Regions from separate parts of the Homo sapiens genome. Here all the other regions are linked to region 3. A link is a loop called in an ENCODE intact Hi-C map of the cell type or tissue named here. Cell type or tissue: B cell. All regions are shown on one strand. Region 1 overlaps MED13L (mediator complex subunit 13L). Region 2 has its middle 35 kb from the start of SPRING1. Region 3 overlaps MED13L (mediator complex subunit 13L). Region 4 overlaps MED13L (mediator complex subunit 13L). Region 5 overlaps MED13L (mediator complex subunit 13L).

The links. Peaks named below come from ENCODE experiments on the same cell type or tissue, not always from the same donor. Only the 100,000 strongest peaks of a DNase experiment are listed, where the experiment ranks them.
Region 1: it touches region 3 in a loop (2.0-fold over the local background); 6 of 110 quality-filtered maps call a loop at or near these places.
Region 2: it touches region 3 in a loop (3-fold over the local background); 8 of 110 quality-filtered maps call a loop at or near these places.
Region 4: it touches region 3 in a loop (2.0-fold over the local background); 5 of 110 quality-filtered maps call a loop at or near these places.
Region 5: a loop joins it to region 3, with 9 times the contacts of the local background. A loop is called at or near these places in 26 of 110 quality-filtered maps.

The regions. Positions count from the first base shown.
Region 1 is chr12:116,192,967-116,197,966 of GRCh38, reverse strand. The region is part of intron 2 of MED13L (mediator complex subunit 13L); the gene reads left to right. Among named protein-coding and RNA genes, the nearest start is that of MIR620, 47 kb to the right of the region's middle. RefSeq lists a silencer at 489-783 and an enhancer at 489-783. In B cell, CTCF peaks have their summits at 2,493 and 2,698 (motif pointing right); DNase peaks (open chromatin) are centred at 2,146 and 2,786; H3K4me3 peaks cover 1,339 bases; H3K27ac peaks cover 4,178 bases.
Region 2 is chr12:116,701,060-116,706,059 of GRCh38, reverse strand. No RefSeq gene overlaps it. Among named protein-coding and RNA genes, the nearest start is that of SPRING1, 35 kb to the left of the region's middle. In B cell, CTCF peaks have their summits at 2,464 and 2,663 (motif pointing left); a DNase peak (open chromatin) is centred at 2,649.
Region 3 is chr12:116,064,321-116,069,320 of GRCh38, reverse strand. The region is part of intron 4 of MED13L (mediator complex subunit 13L); the gene reads left to right. Among named protein-coding and RNA genes, the nearest start is that of MIR620, 82 kb to the left of the region's middle. In B cell, CTCF peaks have their summits at 2,308 and 2,512 (motif pointing left); a DNase peak (open chromatin) is centred at 2,490; H3K27ac peaks cover 1,641 bases.
Region 4 is chr12:116,007,239-116,012,238 of GRCh38, reverse strand. It overlaps MED13L (mediator complex subunit 13L), which reads left to right. Exons shown (of 31, transcript NM_015335.5): 10 at 3,107-3,838; 11 at 4,603-4,828. Among named protein-coding and RNA genes, the nearest start is that of LINC02463, 120 kb to the right of the region's middle. In B cell, a CTCF peak has its summit at 2,238; no DNase peak of the experiment used is centred here.
Region 5 is chr12:116,234,239-116,239,238 of GRCh38, reverse strand. It overlaps MED13L (mediator complex subunit 13L), which reads left to right. Exons shown (of 31, transcript NM_015335.5): 2 at 1,534-1,771. Among named protein-coding and RNA genes, the nearest start is that of MED13L, 41 kb to the left of the region's middle. RefSeq lists a cis regulatory region at 1,992 and an enhancer at 1,920-2,064. In B cell, CTCF peaks have their summits at 2,702 and 2,903; a DNase peak (open chromatin) is centred at 2,888; H3K27ac peaks cover 1,204 bases.

The sequences.
Region 1 (5,000 bases), 130 kb before region 3:
GGAAATTCTTGCTTTTATATGAACATGTTAAAATTCTTTTGGCTTTCTACAAAAGAAATGGATTGCTGGGTGATAAATGCCAATTTAAAATGTTACACTACTTTGATTAAAAAATCATAAAGAGTTGCTTTCTAATTTTCATGATTTTTAGCTAGCAGCTGGTGAGTAACTGCTTTTTTTTTTTCCTTTTTTTCTTTTTTTGAGACGGAGTTTCACTCTTATTGCCCAGGCTGGAGTGCAATGGCACAATCTCTGCTCACCACAACCTCCGAATCCTGGGTTCAATGATTCTCCTGCCTCAGCCTCCCGAGTAGCTGAAATTATAGGCATGCGCCACCATGTCCGGCTAATTTTGTATTTTTAGTAGAGATGGAGTTTCTCCATGTTGGTCAGGCTGGTCTTGAACTCCTGACCTCAGGTGATCCGCCCGCCTCGGCCTCCCAAAATGCTGGGATTACAGGGGTGAGCCACCACGCCTGGCCAAGTAACTGCTTTTGAAGCAGTTGGAGCTCCCATTTGTGTCCCAGAAGAACATCTTACTGATGAAAATAAAGTAGTGGTTGTGCTAAATGACTGAAGAATGGACAACGAGATAAAGCAGAGAACAGAGATAGAGTTCCTTATGGCAGTGGGCCAGAGTCCTACTGACATGTACAGATAACTAAAGAAAGCGTGTGCTGTGTATCTTGTGCTGTCAGATAGATGCTGACTGAACCGTGCTAGTTAGGGAGACCAGCCCTTCAGCCGAGTACACGGTTTCATCTTTGCAGTTAGGCTGCAGGACTGCTGCTGTATTTTCATCCACCGGAGCTTAATATAATTTTAAGGATTATGTGGGTGGAGGCTTAGACTAAAGTAAAGTGAGTGTGCTGTTTATCACCAGCAAAGAGTATGCTTTGTCTTGAGAGAGAGACACTGAACTGATGTTCTGTCTTATTGTTTGTGTTTTCAGACTTAATATGGTTACTGTTCAAACTACTATATATCTTTGAAAGATTCCCATTGATATGTATTCCCATCAAAAAGAATTACTAAGTATATAACTAGATATAAATGCCTTCAAATTTTGAAGACATGTCTGTCTAATGCTAAAATTAATGCACTTTTATTAATCTGATAGTGCCCCTAAAATACACAAAACTTTAACCAGCTGTATGTCTTAACTAGTTTAGATAAAACCATCAGATTCTTAAGCTATGTAGACACAGCTGGACCACCAAAAAGAGAGTTAAAATTTTATAATATAAATGCAGCCTAAATTATCAGCATTATTACTTTTCTATTTATTTTAAATTTGGAGAGAAAGGTTAAAAGATACTTCTGATTGAATAAATTGTGTTGATGGCAGTAGGTTTGCTTTTTGATTGTATATTTGGTTTTAGTTAACAAGAAATCCTGTTACTCAATTCTGTAATCTACTATTCTAGTACTCTTCTACCCCAATCACAAGTTTTATTGCCACCGTTTTGGAAAGAAAGCACTCTTATCTCATGTGTCATTTCTCTGGGTGTTAGAAACTGAATTTAAAGGACTATTAAGTTGCAGCCGAAGCCGAAGACTGGGCCAGTCAGACTTTTTTTTTTTTTGTTAATTGCACCTTACTTATTGGCCCTGTTTTCAATTTTGCTCTGTGGAAACACCCAGAGGACCTCTGTGGTGTTCTTGGGTAGCATGTATTCTGTACACAATTTGGCCCTCTAAAGTGAGGTCAACAGTAAAAAATATAATTTAAAAATTAAGCTAGATGAGTTCAACCAGTAATTTTTTTTCTTGCTACTTGAAAGTTAGATTATCCATTAGGTTATAATTTTCTTTGTTATGTTGTTGATCTGGATAATATATGATTCAGTGTAATTTTTTCTTTTCTCATTGCCTCTTTGCTTGTTCTGAAACTGCTGTTAAATATATCATTGAACCTTGTTTTCTGGCCTCCATAATATATCTTTAAAACTTCTTTGCCTCTGCAACTTTCTAGTTAAATTCTTCATTATTATTCTCTAGTTTATTAACTCCTTTTCAATTTTTACTGTTTACATTTTATCTCTTACTCAGTTTTTCATTTCCATTGCTTATTTTAAAATTATTTAAAACTTACTTTGAGTTAAAATATTCATTCTTTAGCTTTTAAATTCTTTTTCATTTCCACCTAGCCTTGTTTCACTTCTGCTTGTTGTGATTTTTTTTCCCTTTATAAAAGAAATTTTACTCTTTTATAAAGAGTAAAAGAGTGGCTCACGCCTGTAATCCCAGCACTTTGGGAGGCTGAGGTGGGTGGATCGCTTGAGGTCAGGAGTTCAAGACCAGCCTGGCCAACATGGCAAAATCCTGTCTCTACTGAAAATACAAAAATTAGCTGGTGTGGTAGCGCACACCTGTAATCTCAGCTACTTGGGAAGCTGAGGCAGGAGAATCGCTTTGAACCTGGGAGGCGGAGGTTGCAGTGAGCCGAGATTGTGCTACCCTAGCCTGGGTGACAGAGCCAGACTCTATCTCAAAAAAAGAAAAAAATTTTAAGCATACTATTTTCAGGCTTTTCTGTTTCTATTTTGTTTGAAGGGATTTTGTATTTCAGTTGCTGTGTTTTTATTCGTTTTCTTTATGTCATGGTACAGCTTTGACTGGGAAGTCCCCCCACTCCCCACAGTCCCTTCTAGTGGTTTTGCACGTATTCTTAACTGCTTCTCCCTGTTGCCCCCACCCCCACCAAGGTCTTAGATTGGCAGCAGAGGGCACTTGTCTCCCACTGATGGTAGATACACCTGCATCTTTGTTCCAGTTGGCCAGGCAGTGGGATAGTGTGGCTGAAGCCCTAGTATTCTCACTTTCCTAGGCACTCAGTTTCTGAGAAGACATACTTCCTGAAAGTCCACACAGCTTACTTACCCCCAGGCAGCTGTTAGTAGCAGTTTGTTTTCAGCCCAATTTCGGCCTCAGTCCCTTATCTTAGGTGGGCCACTTTTATTCCTGTTTCTATAGGATCTGAAACCTAGGCCTTCACTGGTTCCTTCTGAAACCAGAGCCTAGCAGCCCTATACCTTCTGCCCACTCTCTGTTACATATTTCTGTTTCATGGTGATGCTGGTCTTTTTTAGTTAGGTAGGTCTTTAAAATGTCTTCTCCAGGATTTTGCCTGTTGTTGCTTTGTATTTGAAACAGGGTGGGTTTTCAAAGCAATTTATGATGCCATCTTGATTGGAAGTTCCAGTAAATTAAAAAAATTATTTCTAGCTTATTATATTTCAGTCATATTTTATTTTTAACAAGCTTTTGATTTTTTAAACAATCTTGTGAATCTTTTCATATTCTCTAGAACATATAAATATTTCTCTTTATGCAGTTCAGCCAAAGTTTATTTAGCATTGTGGGCTTAATATTTTCGTGATGCTTTTGAATGTGGTTAAGGTGAATTTGATCAGATGGATTGAGGATTTGTAGATGAAGTAGTCCTGAATGATTTTTACTATGATTAGGAAATACCCTGTACTTAAAAAGAAGTAGGGGTGGCTGGGAGTGGTGGCTCATGCCTGTAATCCCAGCACTTTGGGAGGCGGAGGTGGGTGGCTCACCTGAGGTCGGGAGTTTGAGACCAGCCTGACCAACATGGAGAAACCCTGTCTCTACTAAAAATACAAAATTAGCTGGGCGTGGTGGTGCAAGTCTGTAATCCCAGCTACTCAGGAGGCTGAGGCAGGAGAATCGCTTAAACCCAGGAGGTGGAGGTTGCGACGAGCCGAGGTTGCACCATTGCACTCCAGGTTGGACAAAAAGAGCGAAACTCTGTCTCAAAAGAAAAAAAGAAGTAGGGGTGTGGGTATAGACAGGGTTATTTTTTTGTTTTTTGTTTTTTTAAATACCCTTCCGTCATCTTCTCTTCTTTTGTCATTTACATCTACATCTTTAAAAATTGGAGATAGGAAATATTCTGATTGAGTAAACTTATTTAGGTTCTGGTAAAGTTTTGTAAATTGCTGAAAGGCTGGAAAGTTAATTGGAGCTTTTTAATAGTGAAATTGAACTTTGTTAATGTCTTTTTGCTAACTACTTTGATCAGCTTTAATCTTTGACTAGCTTCTCATTGAGTTCATTCATAAAGGTATTTCTTAGGAGACTGATGTACAGTGATCGGTTTACTTGTGAGTTACATTCTTTGGACTGGATGTGATTCTTGATTGTGACTCCTACTATTCCCATGATGATTTCCTTTCTCTAGAGAAGCAGATATGTGGTTTTCATTTCTTTGTGCTTTTTCCTTTGATTTTGGGGACTCTGATTATTAGTAATTAGAAATTCTTACCTTTTTTTTTAAACAAAAATAGCGAGGTATTAGTGATTATTAGGAGTTTTTTTTTTCTGAGAGATTTCTACTTTACACTAAATCTTCATCTTGACCAGATTTGACAATGCATTTAGATAAACTACTTGAGAATTTTTTTGGAAATACCGAAAAATAATTAGATGACTCACATTTCAAGTACTTCTAAAACAGTAAGTTAATATGTAGACCTATTCTCAGTTGATATTTGTGCTTGAGTTTAAAGTTTAGATGTTTTGTTCCTAAGACAAAGCATGGACAATATAGTACTTCTATTACATTGAAAAATATTTTTGATTATTTCTAAAATAAATAAGCTTCAGGTTAAAAACTTAAAATTATTAAAGACAGGATTTTGCTTTGTTGTCCAAGCTGTAGTGCAGTGGCATGATCGTAGCTCACTGCAGTTGCAAACTCCTGGGCTCAAGCCATCCTCCCACTTCAGCCTCCCAAGCAGCTGTGACTACAGGAGTGAGCTACCATGCCTGCCTAATTTTTGTTTTTTTTGTTGTTGTTGTTTCTTTTTGAGAAGGCGTCTTGCTCTGTTGCCCAGGCTGGAGTGCAGTGGCATGATCTCGGCTCACTGCGAACCTCCGCCTCCCCAGTTCAGGCGATTTTCCTCTGTCAGCCCCCTGAGTAGCTGGGACTACAGGCACGTGCCACCATGCGTAAGTTTTTGTATTTTTAA
Region 2 (5,000 bases), 640 kb before region 3:
GTGGTCTTGAACTCCTAGACTCTAGCAATCTGCCCACCTTGGCCTCCCAAAGTGTTGGGGTTATAGACACATTTTAAAATACATATATATATTTTTCTAATTGCAAATTAATACACTGCATTACAGAAAATTAGAGCAATACAAATATGAAGGAGAAAATAAAAGCTCCATAACCTTTCTACCTGTAGACAACCACTGTTATCCTTTGATGTGTATCTATTTTCATGCACACATGCGCTTATATATTAATATATTTAATAGAAACAAAAATTGGAATCTCATTATATTTTACCATGTTGTAACCAAATATCCCTTAAAGGGCTTTGAAGGATGAGTTGGAGAGAAAGTGAGTTGCACGCCACTGCGGAGTTGGGCAGCCAGAGTCAATTTCCACCACGCATGCATGGATCATGGAGAGGGGTGAAATCCCACATTTCATTCTGCATCTCCAAGGGCCATCATTCACAGGGAGCTATGGAACCCAGCAGCCCTGGGGCCCCATTCTCTCTCTCTCCCTTTCTTCACCTAACAATGTAATGGGAATGGTTTTCCATGTTAAATAGTCTAGCATTTGATTTTTTGGTAACAGCTTTATTGAGATATAATTTACTTACAATTCACCCATTTGAAGTATACAAGTCAATGACTTTATTCACAGAGTTGTGCATCCATTACCACTATCAATTTTATTGATTGATTGATTGATTGATTGATTGAGATGGAGTTCCGCTCTTGTCAGCCAGGCTGGAGTGCAGTGGCACAATCTCAGCTCACTGCAACCTCCACCTCCCGGGTTTGGGTGATTCTCCTGCCTCAACCTCCCGAGTTGCTGGGACTACAGGCACATGCCACCATGCCCGGCTAATTTTTGTATTTTTAGTGGAGACAGGGTCTTTTTAGTAGAGTCTTTTGTGTCTGGCTTCCTTCACTTAAAATGATGTTTTCAAGGTTCAATCATGTTGTAGCATGGACCAGTACTCCATCCCTTTGTATGACCGAATAGTATTCCATTGTGTGGCTATACCACATTTTGTTAAAATACTCATCTGTTGATGGACATCTGGATTGTTTCCGCTTTTGGCTCTCATGAATAATGATTTTTTTCTGTTCTTTTCTTTATTTCTTTTTTTTTTTTTTTTTGAGACAGTCTCGCTCTATTGCCCAGGCTGGAGTGCAGTGGTGCGATCTTGGCTCACTGCCACCTCTGCCTCCCGGGTTCAAGTTATCTCCTGCCTCAGCCTCCCAAATAGTGGGATTACAGGCATGTGCCACCATGCCTGGCTAATTTTTGTATTTTTTTTTTTTTTAGTAAAGACAGGGTTTCGCCATGTTGGCCAGGCTGGTCTTGAACTCCTGACCTCAAGTGATCTGCCCGCCTTGGCCTCCCAAAGTGCTAGAATTACAAGCGTGAGCCACTACACCTGGCCAATAATGCTGCTTTAAAATTCATGTCCAAGTTTTTCGTGGACATGAATTATGTTTTTAGTTTTCTTGGGATATGAAAGAGTGGAATTGCTGGGTCAAATTTGATCAGTGTTTCCCCTTTTGAGGAACTACTAGACTGTTTGCCAAAGCAGCTATACCATTTTGCATTTCCACCCACAATGTACAAGGATTCCAATTTCTCATCACATCCTTGCCAACACTTGTCATTGTCTGCTTTTTAAAATTATAGCCATCCTAGTGGATGTAAAGTGGGGTCTATCGCAGGATGGTTTTGACTTGCACATCTCTGATGGCTGATGATGTTGAACATCTTTTCATGTGCTTATTGGCCATTTGTGTATCTTCTCTGGAGAGAGATGTATCTAAATCCTTTGCCCATTTTAAAATTAGCTTTTATGTCTTTTCATTTTTGAGTTGTTAGAATTCTTTATATATTCTAGATCAGATTTGCAAATATTTCCTCCCTTTCTGTGGTTGGTTTTTTTCACTTTTTTGATGGCGTTCTTGGAAGCATAGAAGTTTAATTTTGATGAAGTTCAATTTGTCTAATTTTTTTTTCTTTTTTTCTTTTTTTGAGACAGAGTCTCACTGGGTCACCCAGGCTGGAGTGCAGTGGTGTGGTCTCAGCTCACTGCAACCTCTGCCTCTGAGGTTCAAGAGATTCTCCTGCCTCAGCCTCCAGAGTAGCTGGGATTACAGGTGCATGCCACCATGCCCGGCTAATTTTTGTGTTTTTAGTAAAGATGGGGTTTTGCCATGTTGGCCAGGCTGGTTTTGAATCAGCCTCAAGTGATCTGCCTGCCTCAGCCTCTCAAAGCCCTGGGATTACAGGCATGAGCCACCGTGCTCAGACCACCACTTGGTTTTCTAATGACTGAAGATATTCCTTGGAATGGATGTGCCATAAGGGGATCATTGTTTGACCCTAATTTGCATCAAGTTCTTTGTTTTAACTCCCACCCCCATGTCTTTATTCTGGAGATTATCTGGAGTTCAAGCTCAAGCCAATTGCAAATTTCATCCGATCCTTGCAGCTGTTTTAAACACGTCATTGGTCGACCTTCCTCTGTTCCTCCCTCCCAAATGTGTTTAGTGGTGTTCGGACCTCTGCAAAGCAATAGATGAGGTTCCCAAGTCTCCAAGTAGCCAGCTTCAGGTGCCCTGTCCCTGACCTTTCATTGCCCGGGGTTGCACTAATGCAACATTGCAGGATCACGTCGCCATCTGCTGGCAAATGTGGGCAAATGCAATGCCAGGAACCCTACGATTTAGCCGTCTGTTGCTTCTCCAAGGCAGATTGGCAAGTCTATCATTCCTTTATTTATTTTTATTTTTTTATTTTTATTTTTTTGAGATGGAGTCTCACTTTTGTCGCCCAGGCTGGAGTGCAGTGGTGCGATCTCGGCTCACTGAAGCCTCCGCCTCCCAGCCATCGGCTGATTCTTTTCATTCTGGCCGACTCCTGTTGCTTTGTAAGGGCCTTCCCAACCTTTGGAGGTAGTGTCTAAATACTAAACCACTTATAAAACGGAATCTGTTTTCTACAAAGCAAGGAAGTTTATGTACTTCTTGTTCCACGGGCAACTCTTGGTGCCTGAAAAATGTCATCACCGAGTAGGAAGCAATAGGTTATTTCAGGCGAGGAAAGGACAATGGATACAAATAGTTTCTTGTGTCATAATGGTCATATTGTCAGCATTATATTTGTTAAGTCTCTGATTCTCCCGAAGCCAGAATTCTCTCTGGCGCATCATTATTCCTGCCTCTCCCAGGCCTCTGGGTCGATGCACTGTCCCTGCCTGCTGATGAGAAGAGGAGGCCCTGAAAAGACAAATGATTGACCTTTGATTGTTTTCTAGAACAGCAGCAACTTTGTATTTTTCAAGGAATGATAGGCCAGGTGCAGTGGCTCACACCTGTAATCCCAGCACTTTGAGGGGCCAAGGCGGGCGGATCACTTGGGGTCAGGAGTTGGAGACCAGCCTGGCCAACATGGGAAACCTTATGTCTACTAAAAATACAAAAATTAGCCAGGGCTGGTGGCATGCACATGTAATCCCAGCTACTCGGGAGGTTGAGGCAGGAGAATCGCTTGAACCTGGGAGGTGGAGGTTGCAGTGAGCAGAGATTATGCCACTGCAGTCCAGCCTGGGTGAAAAGAGTGAATCTCCATCTGAAAATAATAATAATAATAATAATAATAATAATAATAATAATAATAATGGAATGATAGACTAGCTAGGGAGTGAAATCATCAGTACCCAGGATACCATCTTATGCTCAGGAGATATTTTAATAAGTATTTAGTGAATGAATCAAAAAGATCAATCATTCTGTATGTTGACTTTTTTGTTTTTTTTTTTTTGAGACAGGGTCTCATTCCTTCACCCAGGCTGGAGTGCAGTGGTGCGATCACGGCTCACTGCAGCCTCAACCTCCCAAGGTTCAAGTGATCCTCCTGCCTCAGCCCCCCAAGTAGCTGGGACTACAGGCACAAACCACCATGCCCAGCTAATATTTGTATTTTTAGCAGAGACAGGATTTCGCTATGTTGGCCAGGCTGGTCTCGAACTCCTGGACTTAAACAATCCCCCCGCCTCGGCCTCCCAAAATGCTGGGATTACAGGCGTGAGCCACCATGCCCGGCCTTGACTTTTGACTCACTTTTCTTTTTACCATACCCAGCTGCTTTATCCTGCCCTAAATGCCTCAGTCGTTTCAATAAATATTTGTAACACTGTTCAATGAGAGCATGTGTTTATAACTTTTCTTTCAGTCTTTAACAAAAGGCACAAAAATGTGATTTTCTAAAATGTACGGAAAAATGTGTACACAAATATTTACAACAGCACTATTCCAGTAGCCACAAGGTAGAAATAGCCCAGATGTTCATCAGCAGAGGAATATTTAAACAAAATGTGGTCTACCCATGCAGTGGAATATTATTCAACCATAAACAAAATGTGGTCTACCCAAACAGTGGAATATTACTCAGCCACAAAAAGGAAGGAAGTGCTGATCCATGCTACAACATGGATGAAACTCGGCAGCCTGATGCTAAATCCTAAACAAGAAGCTAGTCACAAAGGCCACATCATCTATGATTCCACTTAACGAGAAATGGCAAATCGGAATATAGGCACATCTGTAGAGACAGAAAGTAGATTAGTGGTTGCTTGGGGCTGAAGGGACTGGGGGAAATGGGGAGTGATGGCTAATTGATATGGGATTTCTTTCAGGGAGGTAATGAAAATATTCTAGAATTGATTGTGAGAATGGCTGTGCAACTCTGAATATACTAAGAAATATACGAAGATGGCCAGGGGCGGTGGCTCATGCCTGTAATCCCAGCACTTTGGGAGGCTGATGTGGGAGGATCACTTGAGCCCAGGAGTTTGAGACCAGTCTGGGCAGCATAGTGAGACCCCAGCTCTTCAACGAAAAAAGCAAAGGAAAGAAACATACTAAGAATACACTTGTATGTGTGGCATGGGAGAATGGAACCCAGCACAGAGAGCTGAGTGGGCTTGAGCAGACAGACCTGGGCTTCCATC
Region 3 (5,000 bases):
AGTAAATCTCATCTTCCTAAACAGTGATATGTGAAGGGAGTTGGCTAGATAGCATCTACTAGGGAAATGGACAAAAGTTAGAATTGTTCTTAATGGGAAGTGAGTTCAGCCGCCAACAAGTCTTGGTTCCACGTATCATCTTTAATAGGGCTGCTCAGGATTCTTTTGGCATTATCTTCCATTTCTATTCCTGTTTCTGGCGTATAGACTGCTTTTATGGTCTGTTGTGGGGGAGAAGATGTCCACATTGAATGAGATAGAGGCTCTGCGTTCCTTGGGGCATGAGTTTTCTCAGACACTTCAAGGGAGGCACTGCCTTTATCATTCTCATGGCACTCGGTAATGACGTTAGTGCTGCATTCTCTTGACTACGCTGACTCTTGGATCCAGTTCATTGCCCAGGTTATAACCAGAGTTCTCAAGTTTTGAACCTTAAATGAGGGACATGCACGCCCCCCCACCCCCCGCATTAAATGTTAAGGGTGATGCCAGTGGTAGTGTATGGTTGTACACAACAAGAACAGACAGGTATTATTACAGGTTAGAATCTTAACAATTTCAGGGAGAGTACAGATTGGAGTCCTTAAAATATAAATTAAAAGTTCAAATTTAAAACACTGACATTCTGAAAAGCACATGTAGAAAGTCAATTCAAGTTAGTAGATGGAATTCAGATTTCTTATTCTGAGAATAGCTGTTGCCAATCCTAGGGCAATAAACAGAGGCAGCAGAGGTCAGAAAACACATGTATAGGCCAGTTATTCTACCATCCTGTTTCCCACAATCTGTGTCAAGATTTTGCCATCCATACTTCAGTTTGTGCCCAATAATCCTTTAGTTGATCATTTTGGAAATCCTAAACAGTGTATCAGGAGTGTTTGTATTTAAGAAGTGGTAGTGTTTGATAAATGATAATTAGCAAAATATAGCTCTACAGATCATATTATCAATAAATTCGTATTTAATTGGCATTTGTTTTAAAAGCTCTTATTAAGAAAACTGTCCTGTTGAAATGAGCCTTGCTGTTGTGGAGATTCTTCTGGCCTGTGTTGTTCACAGTGTGCTTTGTTGTCCCATTAGTATTATCAGCTGTCAGATGCATCTGAGGCTGATTACGGCAGGCACATAGAACTTTCCAGTGCTAGATTCACGAAGAACCCCTGTACCCTGAAGCTTATGTTAGATAAAGAGGCCAGTATGCTTGCTCATTGTTGGTGCGTTTCCTGTATTTACTCACATCTATAAGCAGAAATGGGCTTTGGTCTGAGGGTTCATACTGTATTTGTGTCAGCAATTGTGGTATCTAAAAGTGACTTAAGTGAAGTAGACTGGTTAAGTCAAACCCTTTCACATATCATCTTTCTGTCCAACACTTTGGATAAGCTAGTGTAATTAAACAGATGAAATAAGTTGCCATGAATAATCTCTTTGTTGTCCTTTATTGAGTCTTGTTGTGTTCCAGACATTTGCTGCAAGCTTCGTATATGCGCTTACTCACAGTTCATCCTTATTTTTGTTCTGTGAAGTAAGGATTGTTATGTTCATTTTATAGATGAGAATACGCAAGTGTCTGGTGCTTTTAGTAGTGACTGGCATAGATAGCCATGCCACAAATCCAAGTTGGTCTGACTCTAAAATCTGTGCCTTTCACTCCTACAGCATCATTACTCTAATGAATAACTTTGGGGGGATGCTTTATAAGAAATATTTGTTTCATGCTTTTTTGCTTGTTTTGTCAGGTTTATCACAGATGATGATATCCAATATATAATAAATGTAATAGGGGAGATGAGGCATCTACTTTTCAGTAGCATTTATTGAGATCTAACATCTACCATTTTATTTATTTCATCCTATATTCTGATGGGGGATCTCCAAACTGTTGTGCAAAAGGTCTGTTAAAGTGCAGGGAGAAGAATATTAGAGTCTCTAGGTCTCTTGTTTGTTTCCTTTGAAAATTCCAACTTCATATATGCTTCATAACGTATATAATACATTAGTCAAATACCATACTTCATTGGTTCTAATATGTCTACAGTTGATGTATTTCTTAGATTGAATGAAATACAGAGGTACACATAGAAAATTAGAAAAATAAATATACAAATATTATGGATGTATTTTTTAATAGGAGTGTATAATAAAAATAGTTTTTACATATTTCATATTCTCTGTTTATAATTCTCTATCTTATAGCTTTTTTTCATCTCTTGTTGATTATTTTTGATTGTGTGTCAGTATATTTCCAGTATTGCAGGGTTCACTTTGTCCTCCACAATTATTTCCACTCGCAGAAACATTCATCATTTTCTCATCACCTTCAGTTGTTAAAATCTCTTACTTTGTTGTGGTTGGTTGTACATTTCTTATTTGTAATGCTTTTGTTTGTTAAACTTAATAGAGTCAGTTATTTAAAACTTCATGAAACTAAGCATGAACCTGTCCAACTGTAGAAGATGAAGTAGCAGGAAGTGTTGGAGTGGCTGCATGTGACCGCTTTCGCCCTCTGTTGGTAGCCGGTAGAGTTGATGCGCTTTTGCTCTAGAGTTTTTTTTTTTTTTAATACAATTTTGAAAGTTGAAAATTCACAAGTTAGGGGTCCTCTGTATTTTGTTACAGATAAAAACTCTTATGAGATTCTGTAATTAAATGTAAAGTTCTTACATTGTTTATAATCATAGTGTTACAGGATTCTCATACTTTGGAAAATTTAACAGTATAGAAGTATATATTAGATTGGTGCAAAAGTAATTGCGGTTTTTGACATTGAAAGTAGATAAAATGCTCACACAATACCTTAAAGTAGCACAATAATGAAGTTTGAGTAGTCTTTAGAAGAACATACGATATTTAACAGCATTTTTCAAGCAAGGCTAAAGATGTGAGTCCAGTTTCATTCTCTTAATCCCATGAAAATAAATCCCTCATTCTTGCTGTTTACCTGTACAAGGTGTGATACAAATGAGTTTTCTTTGCATAGAAAGTAAGTCGTTTTCTTCTCTCATAGGCCACATTAAAGAAGTATCACTCTTTATTTTTGTCTTAGCATCCTCATTGAAAAATATTAATGTTCCTCTCAATGAAAACTCTTTACCTTTTTTACTTTTGTGTGTCCAGAGTGCGCATGCTTTTCACTGTAGCTGCTCCTCAGTCTTATTATTTAGAAGGAAATGGAACTCTGTGTGTGCACACGTGTGTGTGTGTATGTATGTGTGTGAGAGAGAGAGAGTCAAAGACAGACTGAATCCGACTTGATAGCTTTTACAAACGCATTTACAGTCTATCACCTTTGTCCTACTTGTGCATTCACACACAGATTCTGCAGTTATGTGCTTGTATAGCTCCTTCTCACACAAGGCAGAGCACTCTACTTAAGCAGAAAAACTGCAACTGATGTACTGTTTTCTTTACTGCATTTGTCCAGTGCTGCAGTAGAGCAACTGTCATTGTTTTGCACAGTTCTGTTTTTCTTCCAAAACTGCCTGTGGCAATTTGTACTCATTCTTTATTACCCAAGGGTTTTGCAAGCAATAAAATAATGTATCTGACTACTTAATGGCCTAATGTGATTCCCTCTTCAGAGAAACAGCAAAGTAGAAGACTTCTTTGACTTTTCCTCTTCGCTGACCATGCAATATTAGGCCTCTTGGGACATGTGTTTTGATGTGCTGCCAGAATGCAGTTAGAGATCTTACTGTATTGCAATCATATTTTCTTCAGAATCTTATAAACTGTTTATAAGTAAAGCTTGGATCTGGTCAGAAGGAATATTAAATGGTCTACATGTAATCTTGCCTTGGAGGGAAATTTATTAATGTGGTATCTCATATTTTACATAATTTCTTCAAATTATCTTCAGATCATATTGTAAAAAATCAATATGACACTATGATGGTGAAAGTGAAGTGGTAAAATACTTTTCTTTATTTTTGCCATCTATTTATTATACTCAGCATATATATGCATATGTGTGTGTATTATTTTTGCTATCCTCCCGGTCCTTATTTAAGAGCATACCATACATGTAAACATTATTTTCAAACACATATACACACACGTACACACTGCATAATGACACTTCAGCCTACTATGGACTCCATATATGACATAGTCCCAAAAGATTATAGTGGAGCATATGTAGAAACCTGATGTATGGCACTTGATATTGGCATTGCAGATCAAGTAAGAGGTATAATTAATATTTAATAATGTTGCTGGGACATTTGATTTTCCCTATAAAATTTTATATAAATAAAAAATATATACCATTTAGGTTTGTCTGGGTACAATCTGTGTTGTTTGTACAGCAATGAAATCACTTAGTGATGCTTTTCTTAGAAGGTACTTCCATTGTTGCTTGACTGTATATACATATAGACACATATATTTATTTTAAAGCGGACTATATGCCACACATTGTGCTAGATGCTGGGGATGTAACAGTGGACAAAATGGATGGGGCCCTTGTCCTCATACCATTTATAGTTGAGTCATGCTCTACAATGTGGAGATTGGGTACATAATGGTGTGACGAGTCTCAGTGCCGTACCAGTGTCAGATGGAAGAGCTGTAAGGAGAAGAAGCTGCCCTTTTGGCAGTATAGTACCGTAGAAGGTTTAGTTGCTTTGTTGTGTGTTTAAGCAGTCTTCCTTGTTTGCCTTCACCAAAGTAGCTCACTGTTAGACTTGCTGAGTATTAATGAGACCCTGGGAACTCCCTTCTCCAGCTGAGACATCAAGTAAGCTGTTGTTAAAGCTTCTTGCTTTCGGTCATACTTTCTTCCCCAGGCATCTGGGGCCCCAGATTCCAAATTTTTTAGGAACAGAGAAACTTAATCAAATTGACCTCTTTTCATAAGAAATAAGTACAGCTGGCCCTCCATATCGGTGGGTTCTGCCTCCAAGGATTCAACCAACCACAGATTGAAAATATTTTTAAAAAGTACGTCTGTACATACTCGGTTGGCTAAGTCTGAGTATGTACAGACTTTTTTCTTGTAA
Region 4 (5,000 bases), 57 kb after region 3:
TGACTTACCACTCTTTGTTGTAGTAAAGAATCTTACCATCATAGGTTTTCATTAGGGTTCTTAAATTCTTTAACTGGGCATAAGTCTTAACCCCCAGCTCATTTGACAGTTAGAAGAAGTGGTGATGATTTTTCACCACGACTGGGCTATTTTGAGTAGCCCTGCTTCTGAAATATACACTTTCAAATTTGATACTGTTCAATGTTGATAAAAAGTTCAGGTGAGATAAGCATATTTAGAAGATGGCCATTCATGTCTCTGGTGAGATCAGGGTTTCTTAATGTAGCATGAGTGACTTGGCTTCAGGCTGAGGAGGTAGTCCATACGCCCCCTGCATATATGCAGACTGCTGCGTGTGTACACTTAGGGAACAGCTTTGACACGTTTTCCTCTTCTCCCCTGCCCCTTGAATTGATTCTTTATCGAGCTCTGCCTTGGTAGCCTCTTGTTGAGAGATGTAAGGATAAGCCTAATGAAACTCATTATTGATTTTTCAGGGAGGATGTTTTTGAAGAAGTTGCTTGCTCATTAAGGGTTCCCTCTCTGAGCATGTGAGAGCCTCTCTCTGGTGTTAGTAGGTGAATACCTACTTTACTCTTGTCTCTAGGCTCTTGTGAATTGTGTGACAAAAAGTATTTTCCCAGTAACTTTGACTTATGGACAGCTCACAGCCAAGTTAAGGCCCGCCTTTAGCACATACATAGGATATAAACTGTAGTGTATTTAACTTTTCTTTCATCTTATTTTCCCTGCTCTTTCCTTAGCCCAGATTTTTTCACTTAAAAAGATAACGTATTTACTGACTTTTACACATTTTTATTAGCTACCTGGAATTATTTTTGTAACACGTTAAGTGTAAATAAACAAATAATGCTTTGCTTTTTGTTTTCTGGAATTATTGTTGTATTTCTTTGCCAAATGCATATATCTTCAGGTCTTTTTTTTATAACCATATGCATACCAAGGCACCATTCCATTGACTTTCCAACTTCTGTCCCAACCTGACTTTCACATAGTCTTGTATTTTGGGGGATGCCTTTAAGAAAAATCCTTAGGCTGGGTGCAGTGGCTCACGCCTGTAATCCTAGCACTTTGGGAGGCCAAGGCAGGCAGATCACGAGGTCAAGAGTTCGAGACCAGCCTGACCAACATGGTGAAACCCCATTTCTACTTAAAAAAAAAACAAAAACACAAATTAGCCAGCCATGGTGGTGCGTGTCTGTAATCCCAGCTGCTCAGGAGGCTGAGGCAGGAGAATTGCTTGAACCCGGGAGGCGGAGGTTGCAGTGAGCCGAGATCGCACCACTGTACTCCAGCCTAGACAGAGCGAGACTCCATCTCAAAAAAAAAAAAAAAGAAAAATCCTTAATTTTTGCCATGTATGCTTCCCTGCAAACCTGGAACCCTATTGTGGTCATTTTTATCACAATTTTCTCTTCCCAGCCTACAGACTTGTTAGATGTAATCTGTCACTGGATTTCACACTGACTTCCTTTGAAATGCCTATTGTAATCCTTCTCCTTTCCTTGTTCTTTTAGTCATGATCTATTTCTACATGCTTGGGCCCTGCCTCAGGTTTCTTCCTACCACCAGTCACCCATATAGTGTGCCGACTTCGTCTGATTTTCCCACTGCCTGCATCAGGTTCTTTTCCTGCTGAGACGCACTGTGATTCTCTCCTACCTACTGTGCATTCCTCATTCTAACCTTTTTGCAATGTAGCTGAATCATTAAATACAGTTGAAAAAACTTACTTTATGATTAGATTATCCACTTTGCAAAAAATCTTTACTTTGAAGAGGGTATCATAAAGTGTCTCTCAAAGAACTAGTGCGGGTAAATGCTCTCTGAGAAAAAAAGTCTAAAAGACTTTTAAATTTTAGGTTTTAAAGTAAGTACCTTCATAAGTTATTGAGATACTTTCTGATGAGACGTTCACATGTTACTGTGGTACCATGCTCATTGAGCTTAAAGACAAGAAGTTCAGGAGTGTTTGTTTTTATTTTTTTAGAGTAGCAAAGACTTTGGCAAGAGTATTTGCAGATTATCTGCTGCAGGATTACCAAACCCATTATGGTACAGACCACTCCTTCCACTCTTTAATGGCCTTATGGAGCAGGGCAGCCATCCTGCTGTCCCACTAAACCATCCCATTATGCCCCACAAATCCGTTTTACTGCTCACTAGGGCATCATTTAGGGCAATGCAGCAGTAATTTAATGCCACCCTAGTGGCCTCAGAGAGTTACTACTACACCGGCAGGAGACCTCATATTTTTCCCCGGGAATGATTTATATATTGGGAGGTACTGGCTGACATGCAGTATAACTTTGTTGTACAGATTAAACCTTGGCATCATGTAGTGGGCTCTTACTGAGCCATTTTTCACACCCATGCTTGCCAAGAAGTGTGTTAAGATGTGAGCCGACTTGGTTTTTCTGCTTAGATGGTTCAGGTGCATTTGTGTATGTGTGGTGTTAACTTCTGTCATTTTAACGTGTGTCTGTAAGATCCAAAGTTGTCTTTTATCCCTTCTTGCCTAGATATAGTGGCACATAAAGTTTCTAGTATATTTATCCTATTAAATGTTCTTAGGATTGAAACTTACTGTTTTAGTTCCACACTTTGAGGCAGAGTAGTTGCGTAGTTATTTTATTCCCAATTTACAGCACTACAAGCCATTATAAGCCATTCTATATTACAGTTAGTAGAGTGTTATAAAATAGAAATTGGAAGCTTTGTTGTTTCTTGGCAGAGAATCTCATGACTCTACTCTCATGGTTTTAAGATGCAGTATGAATAGGTTATCTGAGGCCCTCACCAAATCTAAAAGATTTGGGTTTTTTTGAATCAGTGATTTGTAGGGATTAGCAATGTACCTTACATCTTTTGCTGTGCCCATTTCTTATCTGCTTAACTTGTATGTGATTGATTCTTCATTTTTCATTGGGGTGTATTGTGTTTTTTAGTTATATAAGTATAATTAAAAACTTAGAGCCCTTTTATATGTATTAGTACATCTAATGTATGCTTTAAAAGGCAAAATTTTGTCAGAGAATCTCTTTTCTTAATGTTATAATGATGTAATTGTTTACTCTCATTTTAGGCATAAGCTTTTAAAACGTTGTGCAGTCGGGCCCAATCGACCTCCCACAGTATCTCAACCAGGGTTCAGTGCAGGACCATCATCATCTTCATCTTTACCACCTCCTGCTTCTTCTAAGCACAAAACAGCAGAAAGACAGGAAAAAGGAGACAAGCTGCAAAAGAGACCCTTAATACCATTTCACCATAGGCCCTCTGTGGCCGAAGAATTATGCATGGAGCAAGATACACCAGGACAGAAACTAGGGTTGGCAGGGATAGACTCCTCCTTAGAGGTGTCTAGCAGTAGGAAATATGATAAGCAAATGGCCGTGCCTTCCAGAAATACAAGCAAGCAAATGAATCTGAATCCTATGGATTCACCTCATTCCCCTATATCCCCTCTGCCACCAACACTCAGCCCTCAGCCACGAGGTCAGGAAACAGAGAGTTTGGACCCACCATCGGTCCCTGTGAATCCAGCCCTTTATGGAAATGGACTAGAACTCCAGCAGTTGTCTACTCTGGATGACAGAACTGTCCTCGTAGGCCAAAGACTGCCTCTCATGGCAGAGGTCAGCGAGACAGCCTTATATTGTGGGATTAGGCCCTCGAACCCGGAGTCATCAGAAAAGTGGTGGCATAGTTATCGTCTCCCACCCAGTGATGATGCTGAGTTCAGGCCTCCAGAGCTCCAGGGTGAGAGATGTGATGCCAAAATGGAGGTAAACTCAGAGAGCACTGCATTGCAAAGGTAAGACAGCTCTCTGCACCACCCACCCGTCCACCGGAAGGGCATGGGCTCCCTCCCCATCTCTACCTGCTAAACTTTCAGATTCAAAATTGAAGTAGGCTTTTCTTTGTCCTTCTTGACTCCGGATATGGAAAATGTTTAATGGTCAAATGCTTTGTCCTACTTATAGGTTAGCACACATGTCATTTGACACATGGGCATATAAAGAACTCTTTATGCCATTTAAGTACACTCCAAATATATTAATACATTTTTGCCCTACTGTTTGTTAATTAAAGAATATAGCTTTATAAGACTTTCCATACTGCTGTCAGTGCCTTCTTTGTATGTTGACATTTTTGAGGAAGGCTTTGCCTGCATTCAGGTGTATGTATCATGTATCTAGTATAATATTTATAGCTCTTTTGAGCCACCCATTCTAAAACTTTACATAGATGATCTCATTTAATCTTCACTGTACCATATTATTACGTTAATTTTATAACTGAGAAACTAGGGCCATGCAGTTAGTAAATGACACAGATGGAATTTGAAACTAGGCAGTCTGTCCTGAGAACCTGTGCTCTTAAGTGGAATTGATGGACCCAGAGACAAAAACATATATTCTTGACAAAGTATGCTAATTTTTATTTAATCATGAATATAAACTGTAAAAGCAAATCACTATATCGGTGAATTTTTAGTTGTTTTTACAAAAAGTTTAAACTTTGTAAATGCTTTAAGGCATAAATGCTCTTTTTTTTTTTTTTTTTTTTGTCTTTTAGACTCTTAGCACAACCTAACAAACGGTTTAAAATCTGGCAAGACAAACAGCCCCAGTTGCAGCCACTCCACTTCCTTGACCCATTGCCTCTATCACAACAACCTGGAGACAGTTTGGGAGAAGTGAATGACCCATATACCTTTGAAGATGGTGACATAAAATACATCTTTACAGCCAACAAGAAATGCAAACAAGGGACGGAGAAAGATTCCCTGAAAAAGAATAAGGTACCATTTAACAGAGAGAGAGTCCAGCATGGTGTGGGTTTCTATCTATGTCAGTACAACATGTGTGGGAAGACTTTGGAGGCAGAACGTTTGAGATAGTCTTGCCTGATTGCTCTGTCCCCATATTCATGCTCTTGGTACTATTGTATTGAACAGCGTATTGTTCCTTTTT
Region 5 (5,000 bases), 170 kb before region 3:
GTATCTCAGCGTAAAATATAAGTTACTGATTTTTAGATATTTTTAGTTTGTATATTATCTTTGTAACTTTTTTGAAGCAAAACCTTTTTTTTTGTTGTTTGTTTGTTTTTGTTTTTTGAAACAGAGTCTCACTCTGTCACCCTGGCTGGAGTGCTGTGGCATGTCACTCAGGCTGGAGTGCCGTGGCACGATCTCGGCTCACTGCAACCTCCGCCTTCCAAGTTCAAGCAATTCTTGTGCCTCAGCCTCCTGAGTAGCTGAGATTACAGGCACACGCCACCACGCCCGGCTAATTTTGGTATTTTTAGTGGAGACGGGGTTTCAGCATGTTGGTCAGGCTGGTCTCGAACTCCTGACCTCATGATCTGCCCGCCTAGGCCTCCCAAAGTGCTGGGATTACAGGCGTGAACCACCGTGCTCAGCCTGAAGCAAAACCTTTTTAATTTGGATTAAATGAAAGGTGATTTTTCTTTTTCTTAAATGTGGTCATTATAGTGATTGATTGCTTTAGCACTTTTAATATGTTTCAATTATGTTAGTAGAAGATATGGCTGTTTTCTACCTAGTGGTACATGTTATTTTTGCAAACAACTTGCTAACAAAAATAACTGACCTTGTGGGGAAGGAGATGCGTGAGTAAGGATTCAATGCAAGGGCCACCTGGGCTGTTTGGTACAGAATTAAATTATGAATCTGTTTTACTATTAGTTTTCAATATATAGCTGTAGTTTATAACTTTAAGAAATTTAGCTTTCGCTTGTGTTGAAACCTCTTTGAAGTTTAGCTCTTAACTTAAGATTTAAGACATCTTGAAATATAAACGTATGTAATGGATCAAAGATACAGTATTTGTTCTCTGCTGGTTGCAAGTTCTCATGTTTTACAATGTGTGTAAAAAATAAAATACCAAACTACATTAGGGAATTGTTATAGAAGCAAAGCTTTTCTGTTTGCTACATGTTAAAAAACATGAATAAATTGCTGATAACTTTGTATCAGTTTTCTTAATTGCTTCTACCTAAATAGACTTTTGGCATTCATGATGAAACACTCTCGTACTTCATGCTAACTGCTTCCCTAATTAAAAAAGGACTTAAACTGTGGCTTGTGGATGGGAAGAAATTATTTGAAAGAAATTATTTCATATATACAAACTTATTTTTAAAATCTTACTTGATTTCTAAATATAATTTGTGAGTTGAATATTGAATGATAACATAGAAAATAGTTTTCTGCATAGAGACTTTATAGTAAGTGTTTAGACAAATTAAATTATTCAACAGGAAATAATGATTATCAGCTTGTTTTATTTTAGTATTTAATGTAAAGAGCTATGTAGAAATCTTGATAGAAAGTTTCTCCCACCTTAAAATTCGAGAAGATTGACATACATTCTTCACTGGGAGGAATCTTATGATATGAAGTTTCGTGTAAATATTTATTTTAGCACAATTGCTTTTCTGTATGGAAGACTGTTTTTAGTGGTCTGTAAGTAAAATGAGAAAACGATTACAATTTTTTGTCTTTTTCCAGGCTGAACTCACGGGAATCAAATGGCGTAGGTACAATTTTGGAGGGCATGGGGACTGTGGACCCATAATTTCAGCCCCAGCCCAAGATGATCCAATTCTGTTAAGTTTCATCCGCTGTCTGCAAGCTAACCTGCTTTGTGTATGGCGTCGTGATGTCAAACCAGATTGCAAAGAGTTATGGATATTCTGGTGGGGAGATGAACCCAACCTAGTGGGTGTAATACATCATGAACTGCAGGGTAAGGTTTCTGTTTTTTTCTTAAAAATTATTTGCATCATATTTTTTTGAACATTGATAAATTTCAAACAGATTATTAAGACTTGTCTAAAAGAACGATCTTAAGTGTTTCATGGATGTCTCTCTCAAAAGGAACATTCTCACCCCTCTTCCTCCCATCCCTGTTTTTTTTTCCTAACTCTTGTCCTTTTCCAGTTATGCTGAGAATCAGAACCTTGTGAACCGCTGCTGTTAAATGAGAGTATTGTGTCTCCTGGGTGCGGTGGGGTGGAAACCAGGCTAAGATCCACTGTTTTTAAATGATAGTGAATTGTGAGTAACTAACAAGACAGTGAATTGAACAGTTACTGTTTTTTTCCTTGGACTGTGGTTGTTATGGTTCACTGCCAGCTGAACTCTTTGGTGGAAAATTGGAGAGTGATACAGAAATTTAGTTTTGAGCCTAATTGGACAAAATTGTGAGATTACATTGAATAGTATTTTGAGGAAAGATGAATATATGGGATCTGGTCTGAATTGGGTGTAGCAAATTTTCTTTTGCTTTTATTTCTGTTTTTCATGTAATTTGGTGATTCCAGGAAACATTGGCTCCGGTGTTGCCTGATTTTTAGCTTCAGATTGCATCTGATATCTGGAAACTGAATTAATGTAAGAGTTTCATTTTTCTGTGCTGCTTTATATATTTACCACAGTTTTATGAGCAGGAACTTTTATCAGTTGTCTTTGAATTTCTGGTAAAAATTTTTACCTTTTTATCTAAGTGTTTCTATTTAGTATGCAAAGGGATTTTCTCAAGCAAGACTAATTCTAATCTTTAGTTAGGGTATTAACTCTTTTTGACTTAGTCTCTTAGAACCATCTTTTATTATCTCCAAACTATATTGTGTTAATCTGTGTCTGAAAAATTTCAGATCGTGTTTGAAATGTTTTGTTACTTGATGTTTTTAATGTTTTTTTTTTTTAAAGGAAGGAGTAAAACTAACTGTAATGTATGTTCGAGGCTCTGTTCTAAAGCTTTTACATTTGCCTGAAGGATTTCCTGCCAACTTTTGCTTGACACCTTGCTAGTTTTTCTTGGCAGCCATTTTTTATCTGTGATATCTCCTGCCACAGCAGCCAGAGGGCGGTAAACCACAATGGACTAATTGAACTGTTTACTTTATGGTCCATTTGTCTGTTCAGCTCAAACCTTTATCCTGATATTTTTTAGGGTATTTGGTCTATAAATAAGAGAACCATTGTGGGTGACATTGCTTGCTTAGCTGGGTAATCAGCAAAGTCCCAGAACTTAACATTCATCTCAAAGCCTGTTCTATGTAGTTAGCAGTTAACTTAGGTAAAATTAGAGTTTCAGAACATCTGGATTCTGTTTATCAGAATTTTAAAAATAAGATGTCACCTAGAAGATAATTACAACATTTTTGTTTGTCCATTAAAATATGAAAACATATTTTTACTTTTTTTCCCTATGTAGTAGAGAGGTATAAAGCTTTTTAAAAAGTGTCTTTCTTATCTTTCATGATTGTTTCTGACTGTCATCTTCTGTTTCTCTGTATTAATCTCTTACGTTTTAGCTTTTTGGTCTGCTCTTTGTTAGTGTGGTACATATAATTTTGTAATGATGAGGAAACCAAACCCAACTGCTAATGAGGGTTATTTAGTTGATAATATAGAATAAATTTATTTATCTATGCCAACGGAGAAAATCGTCAGTGTTCTTAGAAATAGCTTATTAAATTATTGTGTTATTTTTCATGGGCTTTGTTACTGAGTTAACAAAAAGGAGTAGGGCATTTAAATTTTGGGATAGTTGCTTTAGATTGCATGTGTAAATTAATATCTTAAGTATTTTTTGGTAAAGAGTTAAGCAAAGATTGAATTATTTTTAGATATTTTTAAAATTACAGAAACACTACATTTAAGTTAGAAAATTAGGAAAACAGTCATCATATGGAGAGAACAAAGAAATAAAAATACTGAAGTCTGAAAGAGTTTTAGATGTTTTATGTGTAAATGAAATTGGTACCATACAGTTTTTCTAATTTTCTAATTAAATGTAGTATTGTGAATATTTTCTCTTGGGAATGATTACTTTTCTTTGGAGTTTGATAGTGGTATAAACTGTTTATATTTTGTATTCTATCAGGAAAGTATTACAGTAATGGAATAATTATAATTTCATTGAGTGCGTCTCCTCTTTTTAATATGAATTTTGAGCAAGTTTTTAGATTCATTTATATGAAGTGTCCATTTTTGTAGGTAAAAGTAGTTGAAAAAGGTAATGTATGGTTCAACCTAATAACAGAAAATATCTAGCCTTAATTAGAAAAATAAGTCATAAAGACAACTTTGTTTCAAATAAGGGGAAATACGATAGCAGTCATGAAAAACTGAAGGATACAAAGAGAATATTTTAATTGGTAGCCATACAAAGTGGAGATATTTTAGAATCTATTTCATTCTCTAATATATTTGAGTCATTTTATTTTGGGTAAAATAAATTATAGGCGGAGCATGGTGGCTCACGCTGGTTATCCCAACACTTTGGGAGGCTGAGGGGGCCCAAATGCTTGAGGCCAGGAATTTGAGACCAGCCTGACCAATATGGTGAAACCCTGTGTTTACAAAAAATAAAAAAAAAAAATTAGCCAGGTGTGGTGACGTGCACCTGTAATTCCAACTACTCGGGTGACTGGGGCTGGAGGATCACTTAAACCCAGGAGGCCAAGGTTGCAGTGAGCAGAGATAATGCCACTGCACTCCATCCTGGGCAACAAAGTGACACCTGTCTCAAAAAATAAAATAAATAAATAGTAGCAGAATCCTTTTAGCAGGCTTTAATGTTAAGCATGAGATTACCATTATTTGTAACATTTTTTAAATAGGGACATTTTACTGTTTCTTACATTGCTGCTTATTTATGTTATTTGGCATTTCCTGGCTGGTCACGGTGGCTCACGCCTGTAATCCCTGCACTTTGGGAGGCCTAGGCAGGAGGATCACCTGAGTTCAGGAGTTGGAGACCAGCCTGGCCAACATAGTGAAACCCCCTCTCTAGTAAAAATAAACAAAAATTAGCTGGGCATGGTGGTGGGTGCCTGTAATCCCAGCTACTGGAGAGGCTGAGACAGGACAGTCGCTGGAAACCGGGAGGCAGAGGTTACAGTGGGCTGAGATCACGCCACAGCACTCTGCTGGGCAACACAGCAAGACTCCATCTCAATAAATAA